Linked DNA regions of Mus musculus: all the other regions are linked to region 2. A link is a loop called in an ENCODE intact Hi-C map of the cell type or tissue named here. Cell type or tissue: left cerebral cortex. All regions are shown on one strand.

The links. Peaks named below come from ENCODE experiments on the same cell type or tissue, not always from the same donor. Only the 100,000 strongest peaks of a DNase experiment are listed, where the experiment ranks them.
Region 1: it touches region 2 in a loop (5-fold over the local background); 9 of 42 quality-filtered maps call a loop at or near these places.
Region 3: a loop joins it to region 2, with 2.4 times the contacts of the local background. A loop is called at or near these places in 12 of 42 quality-filtered maps.

Annotation. Positions count from the first base shown.
Region 1 is chr11:78,033,197-78,041,196 of GRCm38, reverse strand. It overlaps Dhrs13 (dehydrogenase/reductase (SDR family) member 13), which reads right to left. Exons shown (of 5, transcript NM_183286.2): 3 at 7,061-7,184; 4 at 6,611-6,922; 5 at 3,333-4,335. The coding sequence ends at 3,887. Flot2 (flotillin 2) reads right to left here and starts at 3,266. Exons shown (of 11, transcript NM_001040403.2): 1 at 3,085-3,266. The coding sequence starts at 3,133. In left cerebral cortex, CTCF peaks have their summits at 125 (motif pointing right), 3,235 and 5,792 (motif pointing right); DNase peaks (open chromatin) are centred at 150, 2,546, 2,774 and 3,270; H3K4me3 peaks cover 1,591 bases; H3K27ac peaks cover 1,028 bases.
Region 2 is chr11:78,173,266-78,181,265 of GRCm38, reverse strand. It overlaps Nek8 (NIMA (never in mitosis gene a)-related expressed kinase 8), which reads left to right and starts at 4,600. Exons shown (of 15, transcript NM_080849.3): 1 at 4,600-4,706. The coding sequence starts at 4,660. Tlcd1 (TLC domain containing 1) reads right to left here and starts at 2,608. Exons shown (of 4, transcript NM_026708.2): 1 at 2,210-2,608; 2 at 1,814-1,896; 3 at 1,644-1,726; 4 at 446-1,319. The coding sequence starts at 2,403. The coding sequence ends at 936. It overlaps Rpl23a (ribosomal protein L23A), which reads left to right. Exons shown (of 5, transcript NM_207523.2): 4 at 43-112; 5 at 269-331. The coding sequence ends at 283. It overlaps Mir7653 (microRNA 7653), which reads right to left and starts at 2,439; the gene lies at 2,379-2,439. In left cerebral cortex, CTCF peaks have their summits at 3,268 (motif pointing right) and 5,349 (motif pointing left); DNase peaks (open chromatin) are centred at 2,854, 3,265, 4,629, 4,815 and 1 more place; H3K4me3 peaks cover 3,457 bases; H3K27ac peaks cover 1,247 bases.
Region 3 is chr11:77,824,115-77,832,114 of GRCm38, reverse strand. It overlaps Myo18a (myosin XVIIIA), which reads right to left. Exons shown (of 41, transcript NM_001291213.1): 14 at 7,830-8,000; 15 at 6,932-7,012; 16 at 4,438-4,579; 17 at 4,165-4,324; 18 at 2,752-2,938; 19 at 2,252-2,495. Among named protein-coding and RNA genes, the nearest start is that of Gm36875, 13 kb to the left of the region's middle. In left cerebral cortex, CTCF peaks have their summits at 3,762 (motif pointing left), 4,711 (motif pointing left) and 6,086 (motif pointing left); DNase peaks (open chromatin) are centred at 1,026, 4,709, 6,069 and 7,697; H3K27ac peaks cover 1,771 bases.

The sequences.
Region 1 (8,000 bases), 140 kb after region 2:
CACCTGCCTCTGGAATTAAAGGCGTGTACAACCACTACCCAGCATTTAAAATGTTTATTTTATTTATGTATGAGTGTTTGGTTGCAAGTATACCTGCATGCCAGAAGAGGGCATCAGATCTGATTACAAATGGTTGTGAGCCACCATGTGGTTGCTGGGAATTGAAATCAAGACCTCTGGAAGAGCAGACAGTGCTCTTAACCACCGAGCAATCTCTCCATCTCCCTAAAATATCTTTAAGGTGGGAAAATAATTTTGTGTTTTTGAGACAAGGTCTCATGTTGACCATCTGTCTTCCAATTCTCTAAGCAGATGAAACTGACATTGAACTTCTGACTCTCCTGCTCCCTTCCCCTCAACCAAGTGCTGGGAGTGGAGACATGTTCCGGCCTTGTGCACACCAATACTCTACCAATTAAACTCCATTCCCAGTCCTAACGTGAAATTCCTGAAAGTAGAAAGAGAGAATAATTTTGTGTTACAGAATGGAGGAGGGAGGCCGGACAACAGCAAATGAATTAACAGCCTTCTCTGGAAACAGGGCTGAGTGCCTCTGGATGAACTGCAGGTCCAAGGGACACAGAGACCAGTGTGGGCAGCTGCTCTGCTCTGTTCTCCTGGGAATCTATTCAGCTGAGGAAACTGCACCTCACCACGTACCTCACCACATCTCAAACGCCATGGTGCTATTACGTTAGGCACTATTTCTCCCCACCCCTCACATCCTAACATCCTGTGCTCATGGACTCTTAGCACAATCACCTCTCTCCAACCCCGCCCTCCCCCACCCCAACAGCTTCCAATCCAGCTCTGCATTGCCTCTGGAGACAGGTACAGAGCCACCCATCCCAGGGCTGCCTCTCACCCTGTAGTTGCCAGCCTTTCCACAGGGCAGAACTTAAGCTTTGGTCTCCTCAGCCCAGAGTCTGGGCTTCCTGAAACAAAAGAGGAGAAAGTGCTGCCCAAATTCTGATTTGTTTTATCTTTGAGATTTTCTTTTTATTTTATTCTGTGTGGCTTTTTGCCTGCAGGTATGTCTGAGCACCACATGCACAAGGAATCGAGAAGAGGGTGTGTGTGCCCCGGGACTGGTGTTACCTGCCATGTCGGTGCTGGAAATTGAAGGACGGTCCTCTCCAAGAGCAATGAGTGGTTTTGTTTTTTGTTTTTGTTTTTTTTTTTGACAGGGTTCTCTGTATAGCCCTGGCTGTCCTGGAACTCACTTTGTAGACTAGGCTGGTCTTGAACTCAGAAATCCGCCTGCCTCTGCCTCCCGAGAGCTGGGATTAAAGGCATGAGCCACCACACCCGGCTGCAGTGAGTGCTCTTAATGGTGCCATTTCTCCAGCCCCAGACTTTAATTTAGTTATTAAAATTTTTTTTTTCGGACAGGGTGTATATACATAGCCCTGGCTGTCCTGGAACTCTCAAAGACCTGTCTGACTCTGCCTTCCTTGTGCAGGAATTAAAGGCATGCGCAGCCACACCCAGAGGAAAAAAGTAATGTTTATTGTATGTGTTTGTGTGTGTGTGTGTGTGTGTGTGTACATGTGTGTACAGGCTTCTTGAATTAGTTTGTTCCTTTCCTCCAACGTATGAGCCCTGGGGATTCCATCCTCAGGTCATCAGGCTTGGTGTCAGTCTCCTTTGTCTACTGAGCCTTCTGCTTAGCCCCAGATTCTGGTGTCTAATACCCTCCTATGCCCGAGGAGTGTGGCATACTGCCTGACTGGCATCAGGTGAGTCCCCAGGGTTTGATTCCTAGCACCATAAGCACACTCACACAGAATCAACAAGCTGGGTGTGGTGACTGAATGCCTGTAATCGCATCATCGGGGGGTACCAAGTCAAACCTCTCTTTCAAAACAAACACAGAGGTTGTTCAACAGTTAAGGGCACATATTCATTTCCTAGTGCCCACGTCAAATGGCTCACAACCATCTGTAACTCCAGCTCCAAGATATTTCAACACCTGTGAGGCCTTTTCAGGTACCTGTACTCACCTGTGCATGTCCAGACAGATAGGCAGACAAGGCACTGACACACGCACACATACAACTTAAAAAAAATTTAACCTAAAAAGATAAACCTCAAACAAACAAACAAACAAACAAACAAAAACACTAAGCCTCCCCACCCCCCAACAAAACAAACTGGAAATTCAAGCCTACTCAAACCATTATGTGGCTCCAAAAGCCATCTTTAGGTATGGATGAGGAGGGAGACAAGACTGGGCTTTAGGATGCCAAAAGTTAGCCTCTGTGCTTTTCCTTCTGACTCCAGCCAAGACTCCTGGTCTTCAACAAGATCATATGTCTCTCGCTTTAGTAGGGTCCTGGTTACAGACTGTGAGGATGTCTCAGGAAAGGGATTGATTTTGAAATCCAAACAACAACGCTGAGAGCTATGTTTGGGGCCCAGTGGATTTATTATATCTCCCCAAGAATGGCATCTATAAGCCTTGGCTCGGGGCTTCTACCTCCCCTTTTGGCAGCCAGCCTTGTGAATTCTGCACACAGGCTGAAAATCAGTGCTGATGCTGGGAAGAGGTTACAGTTGCGAGCTTGCATGCAACAGGGTCCTTGGTGCCTTGAGCTACCTCCTATGACATTCCAAATACACCACCTAAAAGAAATATCAGCTATAAGGCTTCCTACGCTACCGTCCCCCCAAAGCCCCATCTGGTCAAATCTAGAGCTTGCTGCATTTTGTAATCTAGAGCGGTACAGGCCACAGCCGGGTTACCCAACTGTAGAGGCCGCACCCGCGTTTGCAGGGCGGGTGATGGCAGTAATTCCTGGCAAGCCCTAGCCTGCTCGGAATTAACGGGTCTGCCTCACCCGGAAAAGAGGGACCCGTGCCTCAGGCCCCTCCCGGACAGGCACCTGCCTTCCAGAGCTGCGAGTCCCAGCACTGGAACCCACAAACCTTAGAAACCCCTAAACCCACCATGGAGCAGAGGAAGGGTCAGCGCCTGAGGCCGTGCTGTGGGAGGGAGGACCGCTCTCCGGAGGGCTGGCTCAGGTGCGTCCGAGGGACCCGCACCCCACGCCGGCCCTTTCCCACCCCTCGCCTTCTCCTCACCTGAGACCACCAGCGCCTCGTTGGGGCCCACCGTGTGGCAGTTGCCCATGGCGCCGTTGGCAGGCCAGCAGGCCTTGGGTCCGCAGCGACCGGGAGGGCTGTGGCGGGTCCGCAGCGCCGGCCGCGCCCAGCCTATCCCGCCTCCCCCAGCCCCGCCCGCCTGCGCCCCTCTGCGGCCGCGGCCCCGCCGGAAGTGTAGCGGCGGAGGGCGGGGCCGGCATGTGGAAAGAGGCGGGAGCCAGAGCATCCACAGTCAGCTCGCTTTATTCCAGGGGGTTTGGCCCTGTAGCACCTTTGGGGCACCTCAGTTGTATCACAGTTACTACTGCGTCACCTCGGGCACCGGCCCTAGGGCAGACTCCCGGGCTCAAAACCCCAGTTCCTGCCCTGACTTAGTCCTTTCCCAATTCCGCCTCCATAAAAATGGGGGTAAATTCACTACCTAGCTAGAAAGTTGCCAAGGGCTGAATTCAGTCAGTAATTAATGTTTAACATCTGCAGTGCATCAACCACAAAGTCTCCGGCCCTTTCCCTGGGCAGATCACTACTCAGGGAAGGGCTCAGAAATCTGAAAATCAAATTCCAGAGCAACACAGTATCTCATATATCATCCCTGAATCTGGGGTTACAGTGTCTCTTAGGAAGTAGTATTCATTTCCTTTCACAAGGAAAAGGGCTGTTCAGGACATGACAAGAGGTTCCGAGGTAAATGTGGCAACCCTTCAGTGCCCAGGCACACAACTGAGATTTTTGAGGGATCCCACTGGGCTACAAAAGCATTCTATCCCGGGGGTTAGGAAAGTTAGGGTGTAGGTTCATCCTTCACCTGAATTCTTCGCTGTGTCAATTTGGATAAGTCTTGCGAGCCCTGATAGCTATGAGAAGGTCCAGAAACTGTGGTTTTCTCAGGGCTGGGGGCGCTCTGAGAAGATGGGGCCCTGGGATCCTCAGGTTCCGGCTCTTCATCAGGGTCATCATCATCGTCTCCAGGTGCAAGCCCTGCCAACTTCTTGGTAGCTTTCCATAGCCTTTGAGCAGCCTGGTCATCTCTAGCAGCTGGGGAGACCTCCTCCACGTGGCAGTTGGCAAAATATCTCCCGCTGAGGGGCTCAATGCCCTCCTGCAGAGCGCAGTACAGGGGTGTCTGGGCACCCCCTTGAGGTGCCCGGAGCACCAGCCAAGCCAGTGGGCGCAAAATAGGACGCAGCCATCCAGGAAGATGACGCAGGAAGAGCTCCGAGTTCACAGGTCCTGTGGGCAGGAAGAAAGAGGATTTGTGGAGGAAGGCAATGGGGGCCCAGGCATCAGGCAGGGAAAAAAACCAGCTAGGATCAGACGGTAGAATCTGCTTCCAGGGAAAGTGTCTACCAGGTATTCAGGGGCCCCACAAGGTGATTTAACCCATTTCCTACAGAAAGCCTTCCTACCAGCCTAACGGCCTGTATAGTCCCATCTCCTAGGCTGTGCTTATGTGTGTTCTATGTTCTTTGCTGTTTAATCGCTATTGTCCCCGCTTTTGGTGCTAGTGACTTGAACCCAGGGCTGTGTACCTGCTGTCTAGTACTCTATCAACTGAGCTACATCCCTGGTCCTTTCCTTTCTTTCTGAGAAAGAGTCTCACGCCTCTGTAAATTCAGTCTAACCTCGAACTGGCAGCAATACACCTGCCTCAGCTTCCCACTGGGGGTACCACAGTGCCTAATTCATACCAGCTTTTCATCTATCTTGAGCCCCATTCCTTTGTTTAGCCATCATTTTTAAGAACCTATAGTATATCAGCCACCGTTTTTTTTTTTTAACACTGGGGATCTGTAATTGTAACAAGAGCTTAATAAAGGTTAATAGCATTATTATCAGTGCGATTACAAAGAAGCCCCAAACAACGGTTTTCTAAGATGTTAGTACGATGATCTAGGCGAGCCCTGTCTATTGTAGCCTATTGTCTAAGGACAAAGATGATTCACCAGCCCATGTCTCCTCCTCCTCCGTTCTAGGCACACCAGCCTCCTGCAGCACATTAGCAACACCTGCCTCTGTGCTCCTTATTCAAGTTCTGAGCTTCAAAGATCCCTTTATCTCTTTCAGATCTGTGTTCAATTCTAACCAAGTGTCTTCCTTGACAGCCACTGACAAAATAAAAACGTTACATCTGAGAAGGTCCCTCTTTTCCTGTTTATCTTTCCCTAGTGTCTCTCTCCGGATGTTATCGCCACTTGTCATGGGATATGAGGGCGAGGTCCTTGGTGTTTGCTTTGTCTTCTCTCAGAGAGACGGGGTCTTACAGACCAAGGCGGCCTCACTACTTTTGTCCCAGCACATAAATCATGCCTACTGTATAGTAGGTTCCATAAAGAAAGGGATCCTTGACTGGATGGCACCGTACTTATCATCACCACCGCCCTGACTTGTCTTTTCAGTGGTGTTGGGGACCAAACCCAATCTTAGCTTGGTGTGGTGGCTTATATGGGAAATCTAAATATGAGGCAAGAAGTTTGGGGTGAATTTGAGGCTTGACTGAGCTACCCAGAATTCCAGAAAACTGTCTCAACCACCCCCCTCCCCCATCAAAACTAAAACAAAAAACAGAACAAAATAAAATGCCAACAAACAGCTAGAACAACCAGATGGCTCAGTGGTTAAGAGTACTCGCTGCTCTTGTAGAGGACCTGGGTTTTTGGTTTTAAAGATTTTATTTATTTTTTTATTCATATGAGTGCACTGTAGCTATTTTCAAACACACCAGAAGAGGGCATCAGACCCCATTACAGATGGTTGTGAGCCACCATGTGGCTACTGGGAACTGAACTCAGGACCTCTGGAAGAGCAGTCAGTGCTCTTAACCGCTGAGCCATCTCTCCAGCCCCTAGGTTGGTTCTTAGCACCCACATGGAAGGAAGGTCACAACCATCCGTAACACCAGTGCTAGGAGAATCTTACGTCTGTGGGCACTGCCACCACTACAGTATATAGCCATGCAGAGAAAACTAACACATACACATACACACACACACACACACACACACACACACTAAACTAAGCCAGGAATGATGTTCCATACCTTTGATCCCAGCACTCTGGAGACAGAAGCAGGCAGGTCTTTGGATGTTTGAGGCCAGCCTTGCCTACAAAGCAAACTCCAGGCCAGCTTAGTCTACACAGTGAGATCCTGTCTCAAAACCAAATCAACCAAACAACCAACCAACCAAACATCCTAAACCAAAGAGCAGAAGCTCAGGGTTTGGCCTATACTAGGACATGTGTTCTACCTATCAGCTGCAGCCGCAGCCCTCTATATTATCATCAGGATCTTGTTTTATCCCCAAGCCAGTGGTCAGCATCCAAGCGTGAAGGTGAGCAAGGAAGAAAACAGATGAGAAGAAAGTCTGCTCCCAAGATCAGCAAGGAACAGGTTTCCCTTTGACCATGTTTCCATTCTGTGACTCAATAGGAGACTGGGGGTATGGAGGCACATAGTAACATACAAAGATGCTAGAGAAGTAAGGAAGAGCCGTCAGTCAGGCCTCACCTGGGTGGGCCGCATAGCAGGTAACACCAGTGCCCTCAAGCTGGGTGGCAAGCTCCCGGGCAAACAGCACGTTGGCTAGTTTGCTGTCAGCGTACGCCCGAAGCTCCTGCTGCCAGCCCACCACTGGGCAGTCCAGACGTGTGAAGTCGAGACGACCACGTCGGTGGGCAGCCGATGACACTATTACCACACGGCTGGGGGCACATGACCTCAGGCGGGGTAGCAACAAGTGCGTCAGCAGAAAAGGGCCAACATGGTTCACTCGCAACAGCAGGTTAAAGGTTTCCCGAGTCCGGCCACAGGAGCTGATCCCTAGAGCAGAAGCTAGGCATGAGGTGCTGTCATAGGTGTCCCACAGGTCTTAGAATCCCCACTTGTGAGATGTGTCTGCTGGAGGGTCTGCCTCTCCAGGCTCCCCGCCGCCCTCCCACAGGGCCTGCTACTCCTCACCTGCATTGTGGATGAGGACGTCCAGCCTTGGCTCAGAGCTTAAGAAGGCTGTGGCAAAGGCCTGCACGGAGGCCAGACTGGCCAAGTCCAAGGCCATGAAGATGACCTCATTGTTTCCACTTTCCTGTGGAGCAGCAAGGGCTAGGATTGTTACTGGGTATCTCCCTTCTCCTCCCTCTTTCCAGGCTTCTGAGAGTCTACCCACCTATGACTAAAACCTGCCTCTATGCATCAGCGTGTAATGGGTGTGTGGATTCAAATCTTGACTTTGCCCCTAACTAGAGTGTGACTTCAGACGTGATACTGAATATCTTTTGGGCCTCTGTTCTCTTACTGAAAAATGAGAGGATAGTAATAATATTAACAGCAATAATAATACTTTCTACTGGAAAAAAAAGCTGGGAGAGTTAAATCAGATAAAATACATGTATGTCTGGTGTGGTGGCACACATTGGTTATCCTAGCTACCCTTTTGTCACCAGTTCAAGGCCTGCCTGAGCTAGAGTTAATATATATTAAATACCCAGTCAGCAGCGTGCAGGTATTTGCCATTAACATCCCTTGTTTTTATTATCATTTACCATAAAAATCAATTACAGCCTTTCACCTGTTGTAGACAGCATCTTGCTACGTAGCTCAGACTGCCTTGGAACTCATGATCTCCCTTCCTCAGCCTCTTCAGGGCTGGAATTACAGGTGTGCACCAGCATGTCCTGCTGTAACAAACTTTTCCTAAGAGACTGTGGTCTTCTCTTACACACCTTTTTAAAAAAAATTTATTTTATTTGTTTGCTTGTTTATTTTGAGACAGAGTCTTAGGATGTAGCCCAAGCTGGTCTTCAACTCACAGAAATCTACCTGTCTCTGCCTCTCAAGTGCTAGGATTAAAGGTATGTGACCCTCTCACTCCTGTCCTCTGCAGTCTAGACACCGCACAGTT
Region 2 (8,000 bases):
GGGTTGTGAGCATCTAACTCTGAGGCTTCCTTCTCCACACAGGCCCGACGGAGAGAAGAAGGCGTATGTTCGCTTGGCTCCTGATTATGATGCCCTAGATGTTGCCAACAAGGTAAGCATAATCATTTCTCTGTTTAGATGCTGCATCAACAGCAAATCTGACTGCACTCTCTAACAAGCCCCGCCCTCCCTGTCCTGTCCTCCCAGCACACTTAACCTTAAGGAATTCAGCTCCAGTAACTCAGCTCCGTTTTGTTTTGTTTTTCAGATTGGGATCATCTAAACTGAGTCCAGATGGCTAATTCTAAATATATACTTTTTTCACCATAAATAATGCTGCTTGTCATTTGTCGCTTTCTAGTTGGGCTGGGGACAAGGCCATGCTGCGGGGTGGGTGCTGGGATCAAACCCAGGGCTTTCTCAGCTCTGAGCAATTAAGACTTGATTTGCTTAACCCAATGGGGACACATGATGATGCAGTCCCCATGCTAGCTCAGTACCAGGGTCATTTATTATAGACAGGTGTTGGTTCTCCTGGGACACTGCTCCATCACAGGCTCAAAGGACAAGCTTTACAAGAATTCCTTCCCTGCTACAGGCTGGTGTGAAACCAATACCAGGGTTTGGAAGAGCAGAGGGGTTATTTTAGAATTGTCAGCATCCATTTCAGGGCAGTATGGGTTGGCAGGCTTTTGGACAGTGTCTTGTCCTCACCCATTTAGCCATGCCCAACCGGTTGGTCTGCTTCCCTCAACCCTTGCCCAAGAACAGGACTTCAGAGAGCTTTCATTAGTGTTTTCAATAGTGTGGGTGTAAGCTTAAGGTGGAAAGGCTGGCCCCAGAATACACCCAAGCTTGGGGCAGAGTACTAGTTTATGTTACAGAGCAATTGGCTGTGCTTGCCATCCCTTTTACAAGTCCTGGGTTCTACTTTCTCACTCAGTCAAGAATTTGTCTTTTTGTTGGCGCCTGGGTGCACGTTCAGGGCAGAAATCAGAGCGGAGGAGGCGAGAAAAGTAGATGATTATCATCAAGTCCAGCATGAGCAGGATGGCCAACAAGAATGTGCCCAGGGTCCTCTGGCCAGCATACTGTAGGAAGAACTTGGTGAGGTAGGCCTGAGGGGCCAATCGGAAGAGGAAGTACATGACCAAGTTGATATACTTGTTGACCTTGTAGAGGAGGAGATCCTGAGCATTGTTTATCTTCATCATCATCCTTAAGGTGAGGAAGATGTTGCTGACCTCTACCAGTAGTGTTAAGACGCCACCACCAACAAATCTTTTCCAAAAGATACCAGAGAAGAAGGCGCCCATAGCCTAGGGGACAAGTGACAGAACAAGGGCCCATGAAAACAGGTCATATCAGTCGGAAGCTGAGGAACACCAACTTTACTGCTAAGGTTTCTTTATTCACTAGCGTTAGACTTTGTCCACGAGGGTCTAACTCTGTATGACATCCTGGTCTGTTTACCTAGATAGTAGATAGGCCTAGGCACTCTGCTGTCCCCAGAAGGTGTTTAAACATTGAGAGAGTCTTAGGCAACTTAGAAGTCAGACGCTGCTGGGTTAAGATGGCCTCCCTCCCTGGCTCCAGGGGTTGTGAAGATTTTGCCTGTGTCATTTCACCGGGTTCTCCCTTACCATGACATGATGAACAAGGTATTCCCAAGAAGCTCGAGTTTGCTTGCTAACCACAATGTCCACTGTGTCGTGGATAAAGTATCCTAGTGGAGAGGTAGGGAAAGAGGAAAAGACTGAACACTTTGAAATTATCTTCCAATCTAATCTTAACCTTCTTGGGCATAACCTACCTGCAGAGAAGCAAACAAGCAAATAGCCAGAAGCTGACCACGCTGTTTCAATCTCCACCAGCATTTCAGGGGTTTGCCATAAGCTGGAATAGAGAAAAGGGATGTTCTCGCGGTTGTAGCCTCCCGGAGGACCCTCGCCTCCCCCAACAGTCTTGCCAGTCCCAGGGTGCTCTGTGCGCCTACTATTGGCTGGTTGAAGAGTAAGGAGGGACTTGGCCAAAGCCCAGGTACCTTGGGTTTCCCACAGCCGTTCTTGGTTGGGTAGTTTTCCAAACGGAATCAGGTGAGATCCTTGGCGTCTGTTCACCCGTGATGGGAATAGCAAGAGGGAGCCCAGTCCGAGCACCCCGCGAAAGATCCCACGGCCATCTCATTTACCCCGGGTTGTTCACTCACCACAGCAGTGCCCAGATCCCTGATACAATGGAGTGGGTGAAAGAGACGAGTAGGTTGTGCCAACGCCAGGTGCGCAGGGGGTCGGTTTGCACGTGTGCAGGCTGGGGCAGGCGACAGAGCACGCGCCGGAGTGCCCGGAAGGTCAGCGTGGCGCCCAGGAGCAGCGGCCAGGCGGGGTGGAACAGTAGGGGCATGCTGACCCTTCCTGCCGTCTGTCTGTCCGCCCCTTAAGCCGTCTCCTCCGACAGTTCTGGGAACACCGTTCCTTCTCTGGCCAGCGCGCCACGATCGTTTCTGCCGCGGGCCGCCAGCCCCACAGTTTCGCGGAGCCCTCAAGGCCCCTTCGCTCCTCCCCGCGTTCCCAGTGAGGCCTCTGCCCGCCCCTGCCGCCCTCGCCCCCGCCCCGCCCCGCCGCCTGCCCCCGCCCCTCGGGCGCCTCTGCCGCGAGGAGGGCGCGAGGCCGGTGTCCCCCAGGGCCCCGCCCGGAATCGGCCGACTTCGAGCGCGAAGGGGCTGTCCTCGCCATCGTTGCCGAGGCACCCTGTCTGGCGCCTCCCGACATCCGAAGGCGTCCTCGGCCGCCCTCGTGCGTACGGCCCCACTAGCCCACTTCCCGACTTTCTCTGCCGCCACCAGCTCCTACACCCTGGGCAGGTTCTGCGAGAACGCTCCTCTCTCAACTCTTTCAGGGCAGAGCTGGGCGGGACCGTCGCACAGACCGGGCTGCTGAACGCTAAACCCGGGGGCTCAGGAGCGCCGCCTCAGACCACGGCTCCGCCCAGACTCGATTCCTCTCTTGGACCGGGATCGACGTGTTTACCTGCTTCTCCCGCGCCCCGCACGAGTGGTGCTTAGGAACTGTTGAGTCACCCACCATCACCACACTTCTCCCCATCGTTCTTGGGCTCCTGGAACACAGCGGTTGTCACAGTCCTCCCTCAGACAGTCCCAACCCTCTTCTGGCTCCTTGGAGGCTGGGGCGGGGAAGGCTGCCGATTTGCCCAGACAGCTGGGGTGACCCTCTCTCCAGGGCAGCGGCCTGGAGTAGATGCGGCTTCTGGCCACTAGGTGTCAGTCTGTCCTCACTGTGATGCGGGATCCAAGCCCGCCTCCACTCCAGAGAGTAAGGCAGTTGCTCTGCGGAGCGGGATCGGCAGACCAGGAGAAAAGGAGCAACCCAGAGGCGGTGCTGAATGAAGGGAGTGTGCCTTTGGGAGGTGGAAGTGGACAACGAGGGCAAAAAGTGGGGACTAGGAGAACGGTGTTTCAAGATGTTGAGGGGCAAAAGCCCAAGCTCAGACTCCCAGGCACCTATGCCTTTTGGGTATTTGCTGCCTTCCCTGATGGTTCCAGGGTTACACATTAACTCCCAGAGGTCCCCAGGGTCACTCAAGGCCCATTCGGTTACTAAGTGATAGCACGATGTAATGTTTTGTGTGAGCGTTTTACCCCAGCACTCCCTCTTTGCTTCCCCAGCCAACTCCGGCCTGAGCCAGTGACCACAGGTTCCCTCCACGTAGGCTAGTTTGGGGCGGGGCAGGGACAAAAAATAAACAACCCTTCTCTCGCCCACTGAGAAATAGGAACGTTGTTAGCTAAGGACCACCTCCTGAATACTGACATTTTATAACTCCCTTAGAGCTGCAGGCGTCATGAAGAAGTCAGGATTTCATTCATCCTGGTCGAAACCCTAGCAGCGATACCAACCAGCCCACTATTTCTGGACAGAAGCATAGAACCTTCTCTGGGTTTCCCCCTACCGCGACGCTATAAGTTTTGAGTAAAGCTCCGAGTCCCCCTACGGCAGCGTTTTGTGCGGATTCTGAGAAACCGAGAGCACTGTGCTCAGTAGTTGTTACAACCAAGAGACCACGTCATGTACTCTTCAGGTGAATCAGTTTGTCCAACTGGGGTTTTCCCGGTCCCTCCCTCGGCAAACACCAAATAACGCCGCTCCTCTCCCCACACAGACCGGCTCGGTTTTGGTGGTTTATACTTTACGTGCCAATCATGAGAATCCCTTTATCTTTCTGAGGTAGTGCCAACTCGTCCCGGACAGTGGGGACTGTATCGATCTTCGCATTCCACTCGCATTAGACCTCTGAAAGAACAATCTTGTTTTTTTGCCGGGCAACATAAGTGGGCGCCTTATCGCTCCAGTCTAACTACCTATGCCCAAGTCACGCGTGTGCGATGTGGCTGGTACGGTTCTGAGCACTGAGGGACTCGTCAAGAAACCCAGAACGACTATTCTCTGATCCCTCGTTGGGGAAACACGACTTAGCCTCTAGGTTGAGTTCAAAGTCAGAGAAAGACGCCGGACTCGACAGACGCCCCCGTTTCGCCGGCTCCGCCCTGCAAAAGTTTTACAGCAAGGAGGAGGAGCTCCCAGATGGGAGGGTCCGCGCACGCGCCGCACCGGGATTCCAGAAGCGTAACTGAGAAATGAGATGGAGAAGTACGAGCGGATCCGAGTGGTGGGAAGAGGTGCCTTCGGGTGAGCCAGGGCGCTGGGGAGGAAATGCTAAGGGAGAAATTAGGGCCCTAATTCTGACCAAGAAATCGTGGCCCTGTTGGCTCCGCCCCGAAGCCAGAGCACCACTATGGGATGCCCCGCCCAGGCATCCGGTCCTTAGGTTTAGGCGGGAGGCCCCGCCCACAGCCAAACCACGCCCTCCAGACCAGCCTGTGCCCTTGGAAGATAGTTTTTCCCTGTAGATTGGTTATTCTTTGCTTCAACTGATAATAAGCGTAAACTGCACAGGTCAGACTGCCCGGAGTTTACAGTTATGACCAAAACAGGCGAGGTACTTCCCCTTTACGAACATAGCCCATAGGTAGTTGATCCAAACAAACAAGATATTGTTAAAACAGTTAATGAAGTTTGAGCAGTTATCAACAGTAAGAGACCGTGCACCAGGTGGGGTGGTACACGCTTGTCATTTCAGTACTTGGGAGCAGATGTAGGAGCATTGCTGTGAATTCGAGGCCAACCTGGACTACATAGAGATTGTCTCCAAAAGAAAAGACAAGCAAGAGCTGAAGAGATGGTTAAGAGCACAGACTGCTCTCCAAAAGGTCCTGAGTTCAAATCTCAGCAACCACATGGTGGCTCACAACCATCTGTATAATGAGATCTGACGCCCTCTTCTGGTGTGTCTAAAAATAGCTACAATGTACTTAGATATAACAAATCTTTAAAAAAGAAAAGAAAAGCAGTTTTTTTTTTTTTTTTTTTTTTTTTTTTTTTTGGTTTTTCGAGACAGGGTTTCTCTGTATAGCCCTGGCTGTCCTGGAACTCACTCTGTAGACCAGGGTGGCCTCGAACTCAGAAATCCGCCTGCCTCTGCCTCCCGAGTGCTGGGATTAAAGGCGTGCGCCACCACGCCCGGCAGAAAAGCAGTTTTTATGGTATACTCTGGACAGGCCTGAACTACATAACTAGCTTAAAACCAGTCTAGGCAACTTAGTGCTACCCTTCTCAAATTTTAGAAAAAGAAAAGAGGGACTGAGGGTGAATATCAGTGGTAGAGCTCCTGCCTAGCGTACTTGGGTTTAATTTCTAAACCAAAAGGGAACTTAAGAAGTTCACCAAGGAAGGTAATATAGCCCACAGGAAGGTGATCCAACAAGCAAGACATTGTTAAAACAGTTAATGAAGTTTGAGCAGTTATCAACAGCAGGAACTTAAGGAGTCCAGATGAGGTGGAAGGTCAAGACTTGAAGAACTGAGCCTGGCTTGGTGGCACACACCTTTAATTCCAGCACTTGTGAGGCAGAGGCAGGCAAAAGTCTGAGTTTGAGGCCCGCCTGGTCTACAGAGCAAGTTCCAGGACAGCCAGGACTACACTGAGAAACTCTTGTTTTGACAAAACAACATCAGCAACATCAAAGCCAAACCAAAAGATCTGAAGAAATGAGGGCCAGGTAGAGTCCTTCTGGTAGATGAAGTAGCATTTGCAAAGACCCTCACATGGGAAAAATGTTATAGCAGTCAAGAAACTGAGAAAAAGACTCCTGTAGTTGGAATGTGGTGAGCAAGGTAAGGAATGTGGTTGTCATGGAGGGTGGGGACCAGATTATGATCTTGTAAACCAGAGAAAGAGGTTGAGTTGATTTAAAGTATAAAGGCGAGAGGGTTTTGTTCTTGTTTGTGCTAGCTATTGAATTCACGGTATCACAGAGCTACGCCACAAACCAGGGAAGAATTTGAAAGCTGAATGCGATATGGTGGTCCATGCCTGGAATCTCAGCAGGAATGGTGGAGGTAGAAGCTGGTGGATAGGGAGTTTAAGGTCTTTAGCTAAATGTGTATGCTTCAGAGCAAGTTCAAGGTCAGCCTGGCCTCTGTGAGAGTGACCCTGAAAACAAACAAAGCAAGGGAGTGAACTAACCTGACCCCTGTGTTTGAAGGACATTCTCAGGTTGGGGTGCAGCAATAGAGGGCCCTGGATTGGAGTGCCAGCTCAGACAAGGAAACAAAGCTGGGTGCCATTGTGGCTGCTATGTAGGGGTTAGATTTGGTGAAGGCAGAGAAGGACCATTTTAGAAGGCTCGGGGAGATTGTTAAAGCTTTATTTTTGTGCCCACTGGTGCTTTACTTAAATGTATGTCAGATTGAGAGTGTCAGAAGCCCTGGAACTGGAGTTACAGACAGTTGTGAGCCGTCACGTTGGTGCTGGGAATTGAGCCTAGAAGAGCAGCCAGTGCTCTAACCACTGAACCATGTCTCCAGCCCCCAGGGGATATTTTTAAAGTAAGATATTCTTGACATTGCCAGAGGCGACTAAATTATTGATAGCGCTGAAGTTTGAGGTCTTTGCACAGGCCTGTACTCAGAAAAGAATTTCAGAAGCCTGGACTCTCAGCTCTCAGAAAGCTGGGGTTAGGGAATTTAAGGCCAACCTGGGAACACTGAGTTTTCAAGGTTATCCCATGCTGTGTAGTGACACTCTATTTCAAAATCTTGAAACCAGGAGCTGGAAAGATGGTTCGGTGGTTAAAGCACTTGTTCTTGAAGGAGACAGAGTTCTATTCCAAGGATCCACACACACAGCAGTTCCAGGGGATTCAGTACCCTCCTCTGGCTTCCGTGGGCACAAACGTGTATGCAGGCCAAACATTTATGCATATAAAATAAATATTTTTAAAAGCTAAAACCCAAAACAAAGCAAACTGTTTATGAATGCATTGTACAGATTTATATATGAAGAAGGCATTTTTTTAAATGTGACCTAGTTTTACATAGGTCACAAGGAGGGTAAAATTCCCCCCCCCTTTTTGAATTATTTATTTGTTTAATTTATTTTATGAGTACACTATCACTGTCTTCAGACCCCAGAAAAGGCCATGAGATCCCATTACAGATGGTTGTGAGCCACCATGTGGTTGTTGGGAATTGAACTCAGGATCTCTGGAAGAGCAGTCGGTGCCCTTAACCACTGAGTCATCTCTCCAGCCCCAGTTTTCCCTTTTTAAAACATTTGTTTTTATTTTATGTGTCTGTGGAGGTCAGAAGAGAATGTTGGAGCCTCTGAAACTGGATCTGCCATGTGGGTGTGGGGAATCAAACCCAGGTCCTCTGGAAGAGCAGCCAGTGCTCTTAGCTACTGAGCCATCTCTCCAGGCCAAGATTTATATTTATTATTTTAATTTTGTATGTGAGTGAATGCCACTGTTGGAGGCCAGGAAAGGTCATGAGATCCTTTGAAGCTGGAGTTACAGGTGGTTTTGAGCCTGCTGAATTGGATGCAGAGCCATCTCTCCAGACCGTTTTGTTCTCGAGACAGGG
Region 3 (8,000 bases), 350 kb after region 2:
ATATGTGTAAGGCAAAACTTATTTTGTTATTTTAGTTTACAGGGAAGTCCTGGGGCAGGTATTGTATCAATTACTCATTGTATTCAGCTTCCCCTTAGACTGAATTTGGAGAAAGTTACCCTACTTCTCTCTCTCTCTCTCTCTCTCTCTCTCTCTCTGTGTGTGTGTGTCAAAGTCACATGGTTGTAAGGAGTTGGGTCTGGATCCCAGGCTAGCCCCCACATTTTTTCAACTACAATCTGATGTCCTACTGTTTTTTCTTACTAAGGTTGCAAGGCTTTGCTCAGTCTCTATTATCACAGAGTCCTGAACTTGGAAGGGTATAAAGTGCCCTAGAGAGGCCACCCAGACCTCCCAGCCATCCCCAGATCAGCTGCCCTCTGCCATCTTCATTTGAAGGGCTTCCTGAGTGGGGGCTCCCTTCTCTATCATGAGCTAAAGTCACACTCCAGGCCCTTCTTCACCTTGAAACAGGGCCTTGGACCTTATTCCATACAGCAGACACAGAGACCAAAATATGTAGTAAGCGCAGTTTAGCGTGTAAACACTCAGTGAAATGGGACCTCCCTGTCTCTTGTCTCCTGAAGAAGGATTATGGAAGGGCTCCCTCCCTGCCCCACTTTGACCTTGAATTTAAAGCTAAAATGACAAAAACAAGAACCAAAAAAAAAAAAAAAAAATCCCTGAAATTCTCTTTCCCAAAAGAGTGTCTGGTCTGGAAGTGAAGTGAAGGGTGAGATGGCTCCTGGCTTAGACCAAGGTCAGGAGACAGGCTAGCAGGAGTAGACTCCAGTTATGCTGATTTCACCGGGCCCATGGTAGTAGGCCGAAAGGTCCACTCCCCAGGTTACAGAGCCTCGAGCCAGAAAGGGATCCCAGAAGGATCTGCTTCAGCTGTCAGCCTAGGAAACTGAGGCCTGAGGTTGGAGCCACTGGGTTGCCCAAGGTCACCAAGGCTGCTGCTGGAGGCAGTAGTGGTGTCCACACCTGGGCTGCTGACAGCCAGCTGGGGGCTTGCTCTGGCCAGCCAGCTCTGGGAAAGCCTCCAACTGGGAGAGAAGGCTGATGCATGTGCCTGATAATTGGAACAGGAGGCGGGGGCCGCTGAGGGGCCGAGACAAAGTGAGCTATTGATTGTATCTGAATTGCAATTAAATTGATGGGCCAGGATAGCAGGTCTGGACGCCTGGCATCTTAATTAATCATCAGCGCTATCGATAGTGGCTGGGGGCTGGGGGGAGGGGGTGGCCGCTGCCGCTGGTCTCATCGATCTGCTTGTTTGAGTAAAGCACATTGATTTCGGTTCAGAGCGGTAACAATCTGGTTTTGAAATAATAAACACCAACTCCATATCAAGACGTGGGGACAGGTCGATGATTTATTTAGAATGGGGTAGGGAGCCTGTTTCCTGGCTCTCACTGCTGAGGAAAAATGAGGGTGCTTGTGGGGATACCTCCAGGGACCTGTCTGTGGGTGGGTGGGGCCCGGCCTGAGCTTCTCGGTGATGGGAGGAAACAAAGAGCAGAAACCTGGCAATTCCTAATTTCTCTGCAAGAGGCCGGACAAGCAAACCTGTCTGGCTGGAACCCAGCTCTGCCACTGGGTGACCCTGGGCATGCTCCTTAGCCTCTCTGAGGCTTGCCTCCTCACTTAGGGATGATAGTAGTCACTGTTTCACGAGGCTGCTGTGAATTACTGTGTGAAAGAGCTGGGATGAGCACCTGACAAGCCATGAATACTGTACAGATGGCAACTGCTACCGCCATCCTTGTCCCCTCCCCCTGGAGCTGGGTCCATTAAAAGGGTCTTTCTGACCTTTCTTGGGAATTTTATGTACTTCCAAGAGATTTAGCACCCGCTTCCCCTTGGGCAGGTGGAGCTGAAAAGGCACTGAGTCTTCTTATCTGATGCTACGGGCAGAGCTGACCTGCCCACACCAGGGATGATGGGCAAGAGGAACAGAGAGAGCAAATGATAGGGCATTAGGGCTGGAGTGTACACGCCTGTGCGTGTGTGTGTGTGTGTGTGTGTGTGTGTGTGTGTGTGTAGGACTAGAATGAACAAGGGAGAGAAGGAAGAGGAGAATCCCACAGTAGAAAGTCATAAAGCAACAGGTTGGGCTGGGAATAGAAGAAGGCCCTTCAGAAGGAAGGGACCTCAAGCCAGTCCCTAGACAGGACAGCATCAGGGCAGGAAGGGGCCAGCTGTGGGAAAGAGCTCCTGGGCTTGGTTGGGAGGGAAGATGTCTCACCTTGGCGGTACATGCGCATCGCATCAAGCAGGCGGGATCCCCGGAGCTGGGCTCGGAGCAGGGACACATCCAGTTGTAGCAGCCCAGCCTCACAGGGGTCTCCCGGGGGCAGGTCCAGCTCACTGCTGCTGCTGACTCTGCGGGAAGAGGCAGACCGGGGCTCCCCAGGCCAGCCCTCGGCCACAGGAAGGAAGCAGTGCACGAAATGCATCTTGGACCTCTTGATGGTATCAATGAGGGCATCCTGCCAAAGGGAAAGGGACGCCTTCAGTGCTCCGATGTCTGGTACCTCCACTCCTCATATGAGAGCAGCTGGTCTGCCACCTGCTAGGACATTGTTAAGCCCAGACACCCCTGCCCTCCTCAGGCCTGGCTGGCCAGACACAGCCACCCTACTAGCAGTGATCGAGGCCAGTGGATCTGAGTGGGCTCCCATGCCGTTAGTGTGCTGAGTGCCCACACTGCCAGAGGAAGGGACCTGGGACCTGCTGAACACTTACTACTTGCAGCTTAATCTGTATGCACAGCGACTTCTTCTTGACAGCGGCCATGCCGGTGGTGAAGGTTTTCCTCATGCTGGTTGCCCGGCGCAAGGCCAGCTGGGAGCCACCTTCCAGGCCTGCAATCGAGCCTGAGAGCACCGTGGCACTGCCCGCCCGGCCCAGAAACAGGTTACTGATGATCTTTCTGCAGGAGGCAAGGCCAGAAAAGGAGTTGCAACGTGGGGCAACAGAGGCTGCACTCCACCCCCTACACACACACACACACACACACACACACACACACACACACACAAAACCAATACGGCTGTGGTCAGAGGCTTGAGCCATCTTTACTGGGGCAGTATGTCTCATATTCTACAGGGAAACCAGAAGGAGAGACAACTCAAGACAGGCAGAGGCCGTACAAGGGAGAGGGCAGTGGGAGAATCCGCTCCTTCCTCGCCGGTGAGGGGAGATGTTTCTAATGTACAGTTCAGCACGCCATAATTAGTCTGTGTACTGCATCTCTTGGTCAGTACCTCTCTCGTGTAGGGCAGGGATGTGTGTTCTCTTCACTGATAACTACCTGGTACCTACAAGTCCTGCCTGCAGAGGGAGAATCTATGATGTAAATGAGTAAATAACAGGGCTTATGTGATTTCTGGGTTTTAACTGCTCCTATTTGTTTGTTGTTTTGTTTATTTGTTTTTGTTTTGTTTTGTTTTGTTTTTCAAAACAGGTTTTCTCTGTACAGCCTTGGTAATCCTGGAAGTTACTTTGTAGACCAGGCTGACCTCAGATTCACAGAGATCCATCTGCCTCTGCTTCCTGAGTGCTGGGGTTAAAGGAAGGTTCCACCACCACCCATGGATTTCTGGGTTTTAAAATAATTTTTTTGTTTCTGAATTTTGTTGAGAGGTCTGCAAAGATAGCTTACCAGCTCAAAGTGCTGACTGCTCTTGCAGAGGACCCATGGCAAGTGGCTCACTTACCATCGTAACTCTCATGCCAGGGCATCTGACGCCCTCTTCTGGCCTCTTATGGGCACTGCACACATGTACTGCTCCTCTCCCCTCATATACACATAATATAAAAAAATAAAATCTTCTAAAAATGCAGCCAAGGATGACCGTGAACTTCTGACACCCCTGCTACTCATTTCTGAGCGTTTAGGCTATGGGTGTGTGCTACTGAGTTTGCTGACCGTGTGTGTTTTCTCTGAAGAGTGAGGGAACCATCCACACTGAAAACTATCGGCACTTCTAACCATGCCTCCCATCTCTATTCCTGTGTCCTCAAGCCCTTGTGACCTTGACTGTTGTCTCAGGGGCCAGAGGCTTATCTGCCTTGCTATCGATGGGACTGTGACATATCACCAGAGGAAGGGAGCCCAGAGAACAGTTGTAGGGTCGGGACATGAGGTGGCCTTACTTCTGGGAGTCCTGCAGAAGCCGGGGTGCATTCTGGGTGGCTGGGTTCTGCTTGGTGTAATTCAGCCAGCCAGCCACGTTGTACTCCACCCAGTTGGTACCGTGGCTGTGGCCCAGGAGAAAGTGCCGAGGTTTGCTACTTCGCAGAAGAGGACTCTGGCCTGAGGGCACATGAAGCAAAGTTCTGACTGTCAGGACCCAGACGCCGATGTACAGGTAGAGAGTCCACCCGGCTTTTCCAAAGCAGAAGGGCTGTCCTCCAGGCACTACCTACCTTTTTTGTCACCCTCCTGGGGGCCATAATAGGAGAAAAGACGATCAAGGAGGGCATCCTCTGTCGCACCAGGCACCAGTGCCTCCTCTTCCAGGAGCCACAGTAGCCCTCTTGCCTCATCGGCATGGGCCAGTGAGCGAACCTATGTTCAAGGGAAAAGATCCGGCTTAGCTGTGTGGAGCTGTGCAAAAGGAGCCGTCCCCTCCCAACCACACGCTATTAACAGGTGCTTGAATCTGAACGGTGTGGTGCTGGTTGCTCACTGCTGCCACCTTGTGGATGAGATGGGCATACATGGAACAAGAGCTGAGATAGAATGCTAAGAATCCACCATAAAAGACTGATGGGACTCGGGGTCCAAAGGGACCCAAGACTGAAGCTCCTTCTGATGTGCATTCATACTTAGAACTTCTCCTCAATCCTTATCCCCTCAGAAGGCACGGGAGCAAGGTCAGCCCCCATACTGCCCTCACTCCCTGGAGGATTCAGTGTGATGAAGTCTGTAAGTCTGTGCACAGCCAAGGCTCAAAGGAGGCTTTTCTCTGCTTATTTATTTTGAAATAGGGTCTAACTTTGTGGACCAGGGTGGCTTCAAACCCACAGAGATCGATGTGACTCTGCCTCCAGAGTGTTGGGATTAAAGGCATGTGCCACCACACCCAGCTTCAAAGAAGGCTCTTCATAAATGATGGCTGTCATGTTAACATTGGTCCCCGTGGGGAGAACCCAGAGAGTGCCCAGATCTCTGCTGGCCACAAACACAAGGACTAAACCCCCGAGGCAGGTGACTCTTTAGAGGCAGTGGTCAACAGAGGCAGAGTGGGTAAAAGCAGGATGTGTCCCTACCTGAAGGGAATGACGGCCATTCAAGCCGACTACTGTCCTGGAAGAGCCTGCATGTAGTGAGTGTTGGCAAATATTCTCATTCTCTCTCATTCTTCCTCTCTCTCATTCTCTCTCTCCCCATCCCCCCACTCAGGTGTGCACATGTGTGCACATGTGTGTAGAGCAGAAGCTAATGCCAGGTATCTTCCTTCCTCAAGGTGTCTCCATCTTACATACTGAGACAGGGTTCCTTGCCTTAACTTATCAGTTTGGCTAGTCTAGCTAGCCAGCTTCTCTGGGGATCTCCTGTCTCTGTCTCCTGGGTGAATTCCAATTTTCACAGCAAGAGCTTTGCCAAATGAGCTACTCGCCTGGCCTCTAAGCCTCTGGTTTTTTCAAGAGAGGCTGGAATTCGTTCTACTACCCCATGGAGACCAAGGAAACCAAGCCTGCGGCCACATCTGGCCTAAGGTGCCCTTCCTGTGCCTCTGTCTCTGGATTATCTCCCTTGTCTTCCTTAGGCAGGAAGAACTGCCCACACCGCATTCTTGCTTGGCTTTTAGGGCCTGGCAGACAAGAAAAATAAGACAATTGATCTCTTTGATCTACTGCCTGTATCTTTTTCCCCATAGAAGGGAGTAGGGTATGAGTCCCAGAAGGCCAAGGGCCAGTGGGTGGGGATGGTATTCTAGTAGCTGGAGAAGAATAGCAGGACGGAGTGATGTGATATGTGGCACTGGAGATCCCTCCCCAGAACCAGCAGAGACCTTGGGAGGCTGCCTGATTTACAGCCTGACACACGTCTGCCCCCTGCTGCTCAGGAGACGCCAGGACAACTTCCTCACATCTGAAGATGTCAAAGGCTCTCCAGGGAGGCCACCACAGGAGCCCAGGTGTTAGGAATAGAAACTCTGTCTTCCCTGGAGAGTTTCCTGGCACTCTAAGCATTTGTCCCCACGCCTGTGCTAGCCCAGCAGGGACCACCGCAGGCAAACAGGGAGACCAAGAGCTCTGCTGCCCAGCAAAAATAGCACTCTCCAAAAAAAAATGTATAGGCTGCAGATTCTGGAATTGGTGACAATCACCAAACGCCAAGTCCTCGTTAGGCCAGCCACTGCCCCAGGCAACAAGATATCCAAGATAAAGGATGACAGCTTGTTCCCCACGGCTGTGGAGTGAGGACTCACATACTTATCTTTGCCCCTACACTGTTTCCCTGTTTGAGGGTGCTGCTGCCTCCTCGAAGGCCCTGGGAGACTGCATCTGCCTTCCTCTTGTGACGATGGAGGGAAGGATTATAGCCTCTCAATTTGGAGTCTCACCCCACACCCTCAACCCACAGCAGCAGACATTAGGGTTTGTGGCAAGTACACTGAAGGCTCAGAAAGGCTTAGGACAGGGTCTGAGCCTCAGGTAGCAAGAGAAGAGGGGCATTTTTTTGTCTGGCTGGGACTCTGGGTTATGGTTCCCCATTCTGCCAGGCAGGAGAGCGTGCCACCCTCACAGGCAGACGGGGTACCTGCAGTGATGCCGTGAATGCTATATGGGTGTGATCCTTCCTCAGGCCACAGCAGCAGCCCCCGCAGCAGCTCTGCCAGAGGGAGGGCTCTACCAGAGACCAGCGAGTGGAAAGAGTCTAGGCTAGCCTATGCTTCCCTAACATTCCTACCAGGTGGGAAGCCTGGTCCACAGCAGCCACGGAGTCATCTGCAACTGGCTCCAAGTCATCAAACGCCAGTTCTATGTTATCCTAGGAAAGAAGGCACAACGGTAATGCACAAGGGACCACAGAGTATACAGGAGTGGGCTGTGCAGCCACAGGAGCGGACTGGGCAGGGCCTCTAGGGTCAGCAAATGCAATGCCTCATCTCCATGCAGCCCCCCACCCCAAACTATCTCAAAGGACAAACTGTTCATCACCTCCCACTCTCAGGATTCTTTGACAGCTAAGATCCCCCCCATTCTCTTTTCATACTAAACCGCAGTCATGCTCGGCTGTTATGTGAACCAGTTGATTAGGCAATGCCGAATAAGCCCTCTCTCCATTTCACCCAATCATCCTCAGAACCCACGCAGACAAAGCCACACCCCTCCCTCTGGGGTCTTCTCTTATCCAAGACAAATATCATTTTCCGCAGGAGGAAGAAATCTCAGATCTCACCCCATCCCAGGGAGCTCTTCAGAGGGTCTCAATAGCTAGCCACACCCAAGTCTTAGGCTGTAAGAAATACGGGATCTGGGAGAAGAGGCGCCCAGGCCCACTGTGAGGCAGAAACTGCACTGTGGCAGTTCACAGACTGAAAAGTGGGTCATGGAGAGCCACCAAGAAGACCTGCCTGGGATTTTGAATACGCCTTCAGCTTCCTAGAGCACAGAGGATTTGCAAAGAAAGGACACAGCTAAGGGCCAGGATGGTTCTCCATCCATAAAACAGGGAGGGCAGAAATGAGGGGGTTGGACGGAGAACTGGGAGACAGTGATGCGCATGTGCAGAGGCCCTGGCCAGGATCCTGGGCCAGAGGAGAGGTGGAGTGGGGCTCTGGCAGGGCCCTGGTGGCACTACCTACCTCCTTGTATCTCTCCAACTCCTGGAGGAAGGTGCGCTCGTGGAACAGCCTCTGCAGCCTGTCCTGGGCATAGTTGTGGCACAGCTCCTCGAAGGAGGCTCCACGGGCCGAGCCGCCCCATTCAGGGTTCTGGAAGCCTGGTGTGTCCACGATCATCATGGAACAGAGTGA